3 separate regions of the Homo sapiens genome follow, and all the other regions are linked to region 3. A link is a loop called in an ENCODE intact Hi-C map of the cell type or tissue named here. Cell type or tissue: mammary epithelial cell. All regions are shown on one strand. Region 1 overlaps JAG1 (jagged canonical Notch ligand 1). Region 2 overlaps SLX4IP (SLX4 interacting protein). Region 3 overlaps SLX4IP (SLX4 interacting protein).

What was found. Peaks named below come from ENCODE experiments on the same cell type or tissue, not always from the same donor. Only the 100,000 strongest peaks of a DNase experiment are listed, where the experiment ranks them.
Region 1: it touches region 3 in a loop (9-fold over the local background); 32 of 110 quality-filtered maps call a loop at or near these places.
Region 2: a loop joins it to region 3, with 11 times the contacts of the local background. A loop is called at or near these places in 31 of 110 quality-filtered maps.

Annotation. Positions count from the first base shown.
Region 1 is chr20:10,670,465-10,672,964 of GRCh38, reverse strand. JAG1 (jagged canonical Notch ligand 1) reads left to right here. Exons shown (of 26, transcript NM_000214.3): 2 at 1-264. Among named protein-coding and RNA genes, the nearest start is that of JAG1, 2.3 kb to the left of the region's middle. RefSeq lists silencers at 2,174-2,223, 2,274-2,323. In mammary epithelial cell, a CTCF peak has its summit at 1,414; DNase peaks (open chromatin) are centred at 240 and 1,284; H3K4me3 peaks cover 2,500 bases; H3K27ac peaks cover 2,017 bases.
Region 2 is chr20:10,535,608-10,538,107 of GRCh38, reverse strand. All of the region lies in intron 2 of SLX4IP (SLX4 interacting protein), which reads right to left. Among named protein-coding and RNA genes, the nearest start is that of SLX4IP, 100 kb to the right of the region's middle. In mammary epithelial cell, a CTCF peak has its summit at 1,460 (motif pointing right); a DNase peak (open chromatin) is centred at 77.
Region 3 is chr20:10,468,439-10,470,938 of GRCh38, reverse strand. The region is part of intron 2 of SLX4IP (SLX4 interacting protein); the gene reads right to left. Among named protein-coding and RNA genes, the nearest start is that of SLX4IP, 34 kb to the right of the region's middle. In mammary epithelial cell, a CTCF peak has its summit at 1,246; a DNase peak (open chromatin) is centred at 1,198; H3K27ac peaks cover 643 bases.

The DNA of each region.
Region 1 (2,500 bases), 200 kb before region 3:
ATGCAGAACGTGAACGGGGAGCTGCAGAACGGGAACTGCTGCGGCGGCGCCCGGAACCCGGGAGACCGCAAGTGCACCCGCGACGAGTGTGACACATACTTCAAAGTGTGCCTCAAGGAGTATCAGTCCCGCGTCACGGCCGGGGGGCCCTGCAGCTTCGGCTCAGGGTCCACGCCTGTCATCGGGGGCAACACCTTCAACCTCAAGGCCAGCCGCGGCAACGACCGCAACCGCATCGTGCTGCCTTTCAGTTTCGCCTGGCCGGTGAGTGACTACTCGGGAAGGAGGCCGGGCGGAGCCTCACACCCGCGCCTGGCCGAGCCCTGTTATCCCTTGCGAGAGGGATTTAAAGGGCTTTGGCTTGAAACTAGGCGCTAACTGGGGAAATCTCTAGGGGTGGCGGGTGAGGGAGCCGGGACACTATAGTTAGATCTCGGCTGGGGTAGTCGAGGTGGGTCCCATTCCTGCTGCTATTTGCTTAGTGCACAAAAGTGGGGATCCCAGAGGGTTTATGGGACCAGGCTCCTAGGAAGGCCGGTGTAAACTTGCAACTTGAAGTTCCCAGAGTAACTCTCCCGGCCCCAAGCCAAGAGATCGTTGTAGCTGATCTCTTTGCTTAACTAATTAAACCTGGTGCGCCGTGGAAGGCGACTCGGCGCAGTTCTGGCCTGCGAACGCCGTCCAAATTGGCAACCTCCCCTTTCCCGTGAACGGCCGGGAGGGCGGGTGTGTCCTTCCTGGAGGGTGTGGGGGAGTCCGTTTCCCGCTGCTCCCCGGGAGATTTTAGTGTGTGCGGGGGCGCTCTCCAGGTTCGGCTTAAGGGCCGGGGGCGGCCGCCGCAGGAGGAGGTTCTTGGGGCCCTCACAGGAGCTGTAGACCTGGGAACCCCCGCCCGCTGCTGGCCCCTTCCTGCCCCCGCCCCCGAGTGGTGTAGCTCTTGTGGCCTCACTTCCAGCGGTTCCCGGGCTCTGGAACAGCTGTGTTTGCAGACTTCCCCGGGAAGGGCGGGTGCACGGCCCCCGCAAGCCTTCGGGGGCCGTGCCAAGGCTTGGAAGGGGTGGTCTTCTGGAGGTAGTGCCTGAGGGTGTAAGTGATAGGCCCTCATCCCCCCGCCCCATTCCGCCCCCAAAGGAGCTCGAGGCCCGGGCCCAGCTGGCAGATCCTGCAGCGAGGCCCTTGCAACATCCCAAAATGGGTGGAAGGAAGATGGGTGCGATTGCAGAAGGGGAGGAAAGGGAAATGTTGGGGGTGTGCCCTCTGCCTGGCTCCTGCTGTCCAGGAGGCATGACTCATTGCCAAGACTGGGGCTTGGCCTAGCCTGTGCTGGGAGGGTGGGTGGTGAGAGGGGGAGCTCGGTGCCCCAGAGCATTGCTTTCCACCACGTGCTCTAATGGGGTGCACTCTGCTGCCTCCTGTCCGCCGGCTTAGGTTGTGATTCTGGGAGGAGACAGAGGGGAGACTATCTGGCTGTGTCTGTGTATGAAGCTTGGGGTGGCTCTTAAAATCCACGATTACAGGAGCTGGCATTATAAAGTGCCCTCTGCTGTGGGTGAGATAAGACAGTTATCAAAAACTGCCATGAAAAGGGGTTTATAAAAAGAAAAATTAAAACCAACGCTGTCTGTGAAGCTCTCTTGAGGTCCAAGGGCTGTTTCTGTTGTGGGATTTCATTTTTACCAAGAGTATTTATCTTGTTTGTTAATCCCCTATTAGGGAGAACTTTAAGCTAAAGAGTCTGGCTGCGTTTAAATCTGGCTGGCCCAAGCTGACTGTGAATACTCAAACTGCCCTTGAACGTGTGTTTGGAGTTTAGGGGGAAGGGGCCTGCAGGTGGTTCCACCCTCCTGCCGGAGGATCTGTCTGGAGCCCCTCGCTTTTCACAAGACCATAAAAGGAATCTTATTAGTGATGTGGAAAAGCAGCAGCCTGGCTGAGGCTCATTTTGGAGAGTAGGGTCAGAGGGATGGCTAACATGAAAACAAGGAGGCTTGCTCCCTCGCTGGCCAAGGAAAAGTGACCTAGAAAAGTGCGTCTGTCCGCTTTTGACACTTGGTCAGAGTCCTCAATGGAAAACGAGCGGAAATAGTGTGGGAGGGTAGGAGAGGCGATTGATTTGCATTTGCTGGTGCTCTTCTGTGGTTTCAGGCCCCACGGGTCACCAACCATGAAATAGACTCTCGGCTTTTCTCGAATGGGGGAAGACCGATGGGGCACCACTGAAAATGTGGTTCTTTTGAAGTTGGGACAAACGCATGTATCACTCATAAACAAGTCTCCACCCTGATGCCCCAGAAAGGCCTGCTGTGAAACATAAGATTTAATTCTCAAGAGAAATTGGAGTTTAGGTGTATTTGTTTTTCTGTATGTGGTTGGAGAAACGGCACAGTCCGTAACTTTCAAGAATGATTCCAGGCTGAGTAGAAACGTAACTGAAACACTTAAGTAGCTGAGCGAGTATTTAACTAGAGGGCACAGCTTCATTTAGTTTGGCAATTAACTA
Region 2 (2,500 bases), 67 kb before region 3:
CTCTTAGTCTTTACCTTGCCAGAAGTTGTCAATGACTGCTTTCTTCATGGGATTAGGGTTTAATTTGGTCACAGAAAGAATTCTATTCCATGATTCATCACCTGGCCAGCTGACAAACTACCCCAGCTCTATAAAGCATTCTTATATCACTGTTAGCTTTTAACAGGGCCTAAATCAATGAAAGAAGGGATGGAGGCAGGGAGAAAGGAATTAAAAAATAAATTCAGGAATTGTGAACAGACAACATCTAAAAAATAGGCTATCTCATTACTTTTGTCAAAATCTAAATGATCATGTTGTCCTTTCTCTTGAGAGACCTTGTTACCTAACCATTTTTATTTTGGGTAATTTGCATGGGGCATTTGCATAAGGGTAAAACTTAAAGATTCTTCTCATGTATTATTAATGTCATAAGGAGATCATGATATTAGATGTATTTCTTGTTGCTATTCAATTCCTAGAAAAATTACATGAATCAACTGAACTGTAAATATCAAACTGATCCAGCATAAAAAGATCAACATCATGTCTTTAGATCCTAATAATCCAAACGAGTATGGTAGCTAGCTTTTATCTGTGATACTCTTCGGGCCAAACTGCAACCTAATGGATTACTTAAGAATCTAAATTTTAAAAAGAGTTATAGTAAGGAAGTACATGCCTCACGAAACAGTGTTTCCTTTGTAAGTATTCATTACGGGTTCCATTAAACACAAAGCCCACTTAGTTGACTGGAGTATTTACCTTCTTCCCAGTTGGGGAGGGAAAGAGAGGTGCCAACCAAAGATTGGTCACAAAAAATTAAGCACTGGGTAGGGCAACAAGGACTGCCCTTAAAGTAGTTCCTGCATAAACTGCCATAGTAGCCCCATATTTTCATTGCCCCCTCCCAACACAGTGCGTTATTTCAGCATATTCTCAAGTTTTACCATGTAACATAAACTCATCTCTAAATTATAAATTGTGTAAATATGTCACCAAGAAATGCTAAAATGCTGCTATTGAATATGAATTGTTTATCCCAGGCCTCTAATGTTCTATGCCCTAAGCTTCAGAGATATTAGATACTAAAATTTGATTAAAACCATATTCCTTGCATTTGCTGCCATTATCAATGATGCAAATTCACACATGTGTTAGCTAATGAAGCAGCCAGACAGGGTTTCACAGGCAGAGAAAAGGCTGAAAGAAATCTTTTTTGCCAAACAGAAAGTGGCCCAACTGTGGGAAATGATATGGATACCCAAGGTAGTCCTCAAAGCCAAAACTGTAAATAAGATTAGACCCTCACATGGTTCCATGGTCTGAGTATACATTACAACATTTTAAACCAAACATTCATTTCATTGTAGGGATTTATGCCAGCTGGCATAGCACAGTTGACCAAAGTGAAAATCGAGCTTGAGTTTTCCTTCCTTGTAAAACTCAGTACGTTTGTAGCATTAGCCCCTTACCAGAAGAGGGCAACGGTGGCCAGGCTGGCATTATTCACAAAGAATAAAGTTACCTGCAGCCAAGGTAACGTTTGCCAAGGGAGCCAGACCTTAGGAAACTGCCTGCAGAACTGCTGGCTTCTGAGTGTCACACATGCAAAGAAACAAGGCTCTCTGCCTTTCCTTTTCCTTGGATGAACTAACAGGCGACTGAGAGATCAAACCGTTGCAATATTTCTAATTGATGATACAGAAGCACTGCTCACTGCAACCAACTCACCATATTTATTTAATCCTTTTTTTTTTTTTTAAAGAGACAAGGTCTTGCTGTGTTGTTCAGGCTGTCCTCAAATTCCTGGGCTCAAGCGATCCTCCTGCCTCAGCCTCCCAAAATGCTGCCATTACAGGCATAGGCCATCAGCGCCCAGCCCTATTCACCACATTTTAAAGTTATCCTCTCTCCTGTCCATACTAGCTATAAAACTTGTCACATTCCAAAAAACAAGAAGGTGTGTTAAAGATCTCTAAGTGGAGAACTATTATGTAAATAGTATATAAGAAGTTTGCAAATTATAGATACCGTAAGAGCCATTCTACATTCAGGTTCAAGTTCACCCACAGTGCCCTGACTTTTCGGACTCCCTTGGTGGAGTCTCCGGCGCTCATTTCTGCTTTTCTCCCTCACTAGTGTTTCCAGGCTCATCTTTCTAAACAGTGTGTCTCTAGCTCAGGGTCTTCAGGCTTTCTCAAAACAAAGCATTCTCCAAAATCCTTACCCCTTTGAAAGCATTTGATCTGCTATGCAAATTTACTCAATATTTGCTTTTTAAACACATTCATCTCTAGTGAAGGAAAGAACTTGTTTTTAGTTAATAAAATTCAGGCATATGTGAGTAGTGAACACCTGGGTGAAGGGGTGAGGATGGAGCATGAATGTGCATGCAACACAGGTAGTTCCATTATTCTCTCCTGGTTTGGGAATTCATGAGACTAAGGATGAAACCTCTTAAGTTCATACCTTGACTCTTACCCTAGACAAAACTACATGTTCTTGGGCCGGGCGCAGT
Region 3 (2,500 bases):
AAACCACAACATGCATTCAGGAATCCTGATTAAAAGTCTGATATTTTAATTTTCTAGAATCCTTTCCTCAAAGACTTGATGATCTAAATTTCAAGAAGTGCTATCAAAGAACCTAGAGTAAAATGAATAGATTTAGAGAACCACAAAAATTTAGAACCAGACATGATCTCAATACTAATCAGTAACATATGGTGAATTTTTCAGGTAATAAGGATCCGGATGCTAGACCTGGTACATACCTTACCAGAATCTATATAATGCTATTCCACTGTGGAACAAACAGCATGACATTCTTTTTTCACCTCATATTAAACTCGCAAAATATAGCACAAGTGTGTGCATGTGTGTATGTGAGTGTTTAAGGTAACTATTAATAACCTGATTATTTCCAACAGTCTGAAAATCAGTGTTTTTGTCACATGACACTCACATGGGACAAAGTGACACATATAGAGGCCTAGCTTCCTGTATTACTTAATCATGGATATTCCAAGAGCCTACTACTAGAGAAGTATCTCAAAGCACAATTAGCAAACACTATGCATCGTTACATTATTTGGCTAATGACGGCTACGCTGCTGTACGTTTTTGCCATTTCAATGGAATGTCATTTCCATGGAATTCTCTGGGACTGTAAATTGCAAGGACACTCTCAATCGCTACCCCATCCCTCACTTTCTCAACCAAGCATCCCCCAAACTAAGAGTAATAATAACAAAAAGGAAAGGTGAGTCGGATGAGCAGTAATGGTAATAAAACTATGACTTCAAGGATTTCTTTCCAGACTCGACTGGCCCCCTCCAGCCCTTACTGCTGGGACCAGGGCGGAACTGGGGTCCCAAAGCTTTCAAAGGACAAAGAGGATCCTTACTCTCCGACCATCATCTCCAGGTTCCTGAATCTGGAAAGGAAGTACTGAAGAGGCAGTCTTGTGTCACTCTGAGAATGCTTTCCCTGGGGCCACTTTGGATAGTTTTCGTCGTTGGGACTGTCTTCCCTCGGTGTTTGGTGGTGGTACATCCTAGTGAGGAGGACTCTATGACAGAAGCAATCTAAATATACACATTCATAAAAGGCTAGGGATGCAAGTGTGCACATACAACCACCAGGCAAACAAACAGGCATTTAGGATGTCATAGTAACGTGGGCACGAGCCAACGACTGTAAAAGCACTTTAGTTGCTGTGCTTCTTTAGATCACAGCGGGAAGATACTTTATAAAACATTGGAACAATGATGCCCCCTACAGCCCTCAGAGAGAATCCAAGGTGCTTACTGAGTTCATCTATTTGGTAAGAGATCCTGAGTTTACTTTTCTGGTAAGAATTAATTTTTACACTAGAATAAGTAATAAAAACACATGCTTTGTACATATGTTGGAAAAAATTAAAAGTATCAAGGTCTAACACTAAGAAATTATTAAAATAAAATATAATGTCTAGACAATCAAAACCATTATACTGAAACATTTTACTTTTCTGAAGCATATAGAAGCAAATTCTATGGATTGTCATCTTGATTATTAATAGAGATTATTTTCAAAAGAATTATTAAAAATATTTTCAAAGTGGAACTGTGGACTCCTAAAAGGAGAAATAGGTTGAGATGATTTTTTTTTTAAAAAAACAAATATACCACAAATTGAAGATTACAACATTCCCTGACTGGAACTGAAAAAAAGACCAGTAAGAAATAATCCAAAGCTGGAGTGACTTCCCTGTTCTCTATGAGCCAAGACGAAGAAACTTGTCATCTTTGGGACAAGGAAAGTGGGGGGTACTGGGCACTTCAGAAATGCTTTAGACCACACTTGTCCAACTCGCTGCCCAGGATGGCTTTGAATGCAGCCCAACACAAATGTGTAAACTTTCTTAAAACATTATGAGATTTTTTTTGCGATTTTTTTTTAAAGCTATTGTTAGTATAAGTGTATTTTATGTGTGGCCCAAGACAATTCTTCTTCCAGTGTGGCCCAGGGAAGCCAAAAGATTGGACACCCCTGCTTTAGATTATTCAAGGTCTGTGCAGATATGAAAGAAGCATAGGACAGCTCCTTCTTCCCAGGGAATGTGGCTAGGCATAATGTATATAAAAGCAGATGTATATCACCTCAAGATGATGTTCTTAGGAAAGAAAACAAATTGGAAATATATATAAAACATAACATAAACTGCACATAACAGTCAAAAAAACACATAGCAAGAGAGAAATCAATATGGGAAAGGTTTAGATGTGTAACAAAGAAAAAGCAAGTCATTCACTGGTCAAGCTTGGAAAAAGCTGAAGGGTGTGGACCAAGGAAGAAAAGGTGAGAGATAGCAAACAGAGGGAAAACCACAGAAAAGCCAGATGACTGCAGGAAATGCAAATGCATTAGTTTCACAGGAATAAGTGGGCCACGTTCCCCAGTTCCAAGATGAAAACAAACATGGGTCCAAGTTAAAAAGGAAGGGGAGAGTAATTATCAGAATGCCTTACGTCTAGCTGGAGAGTTCAGATTA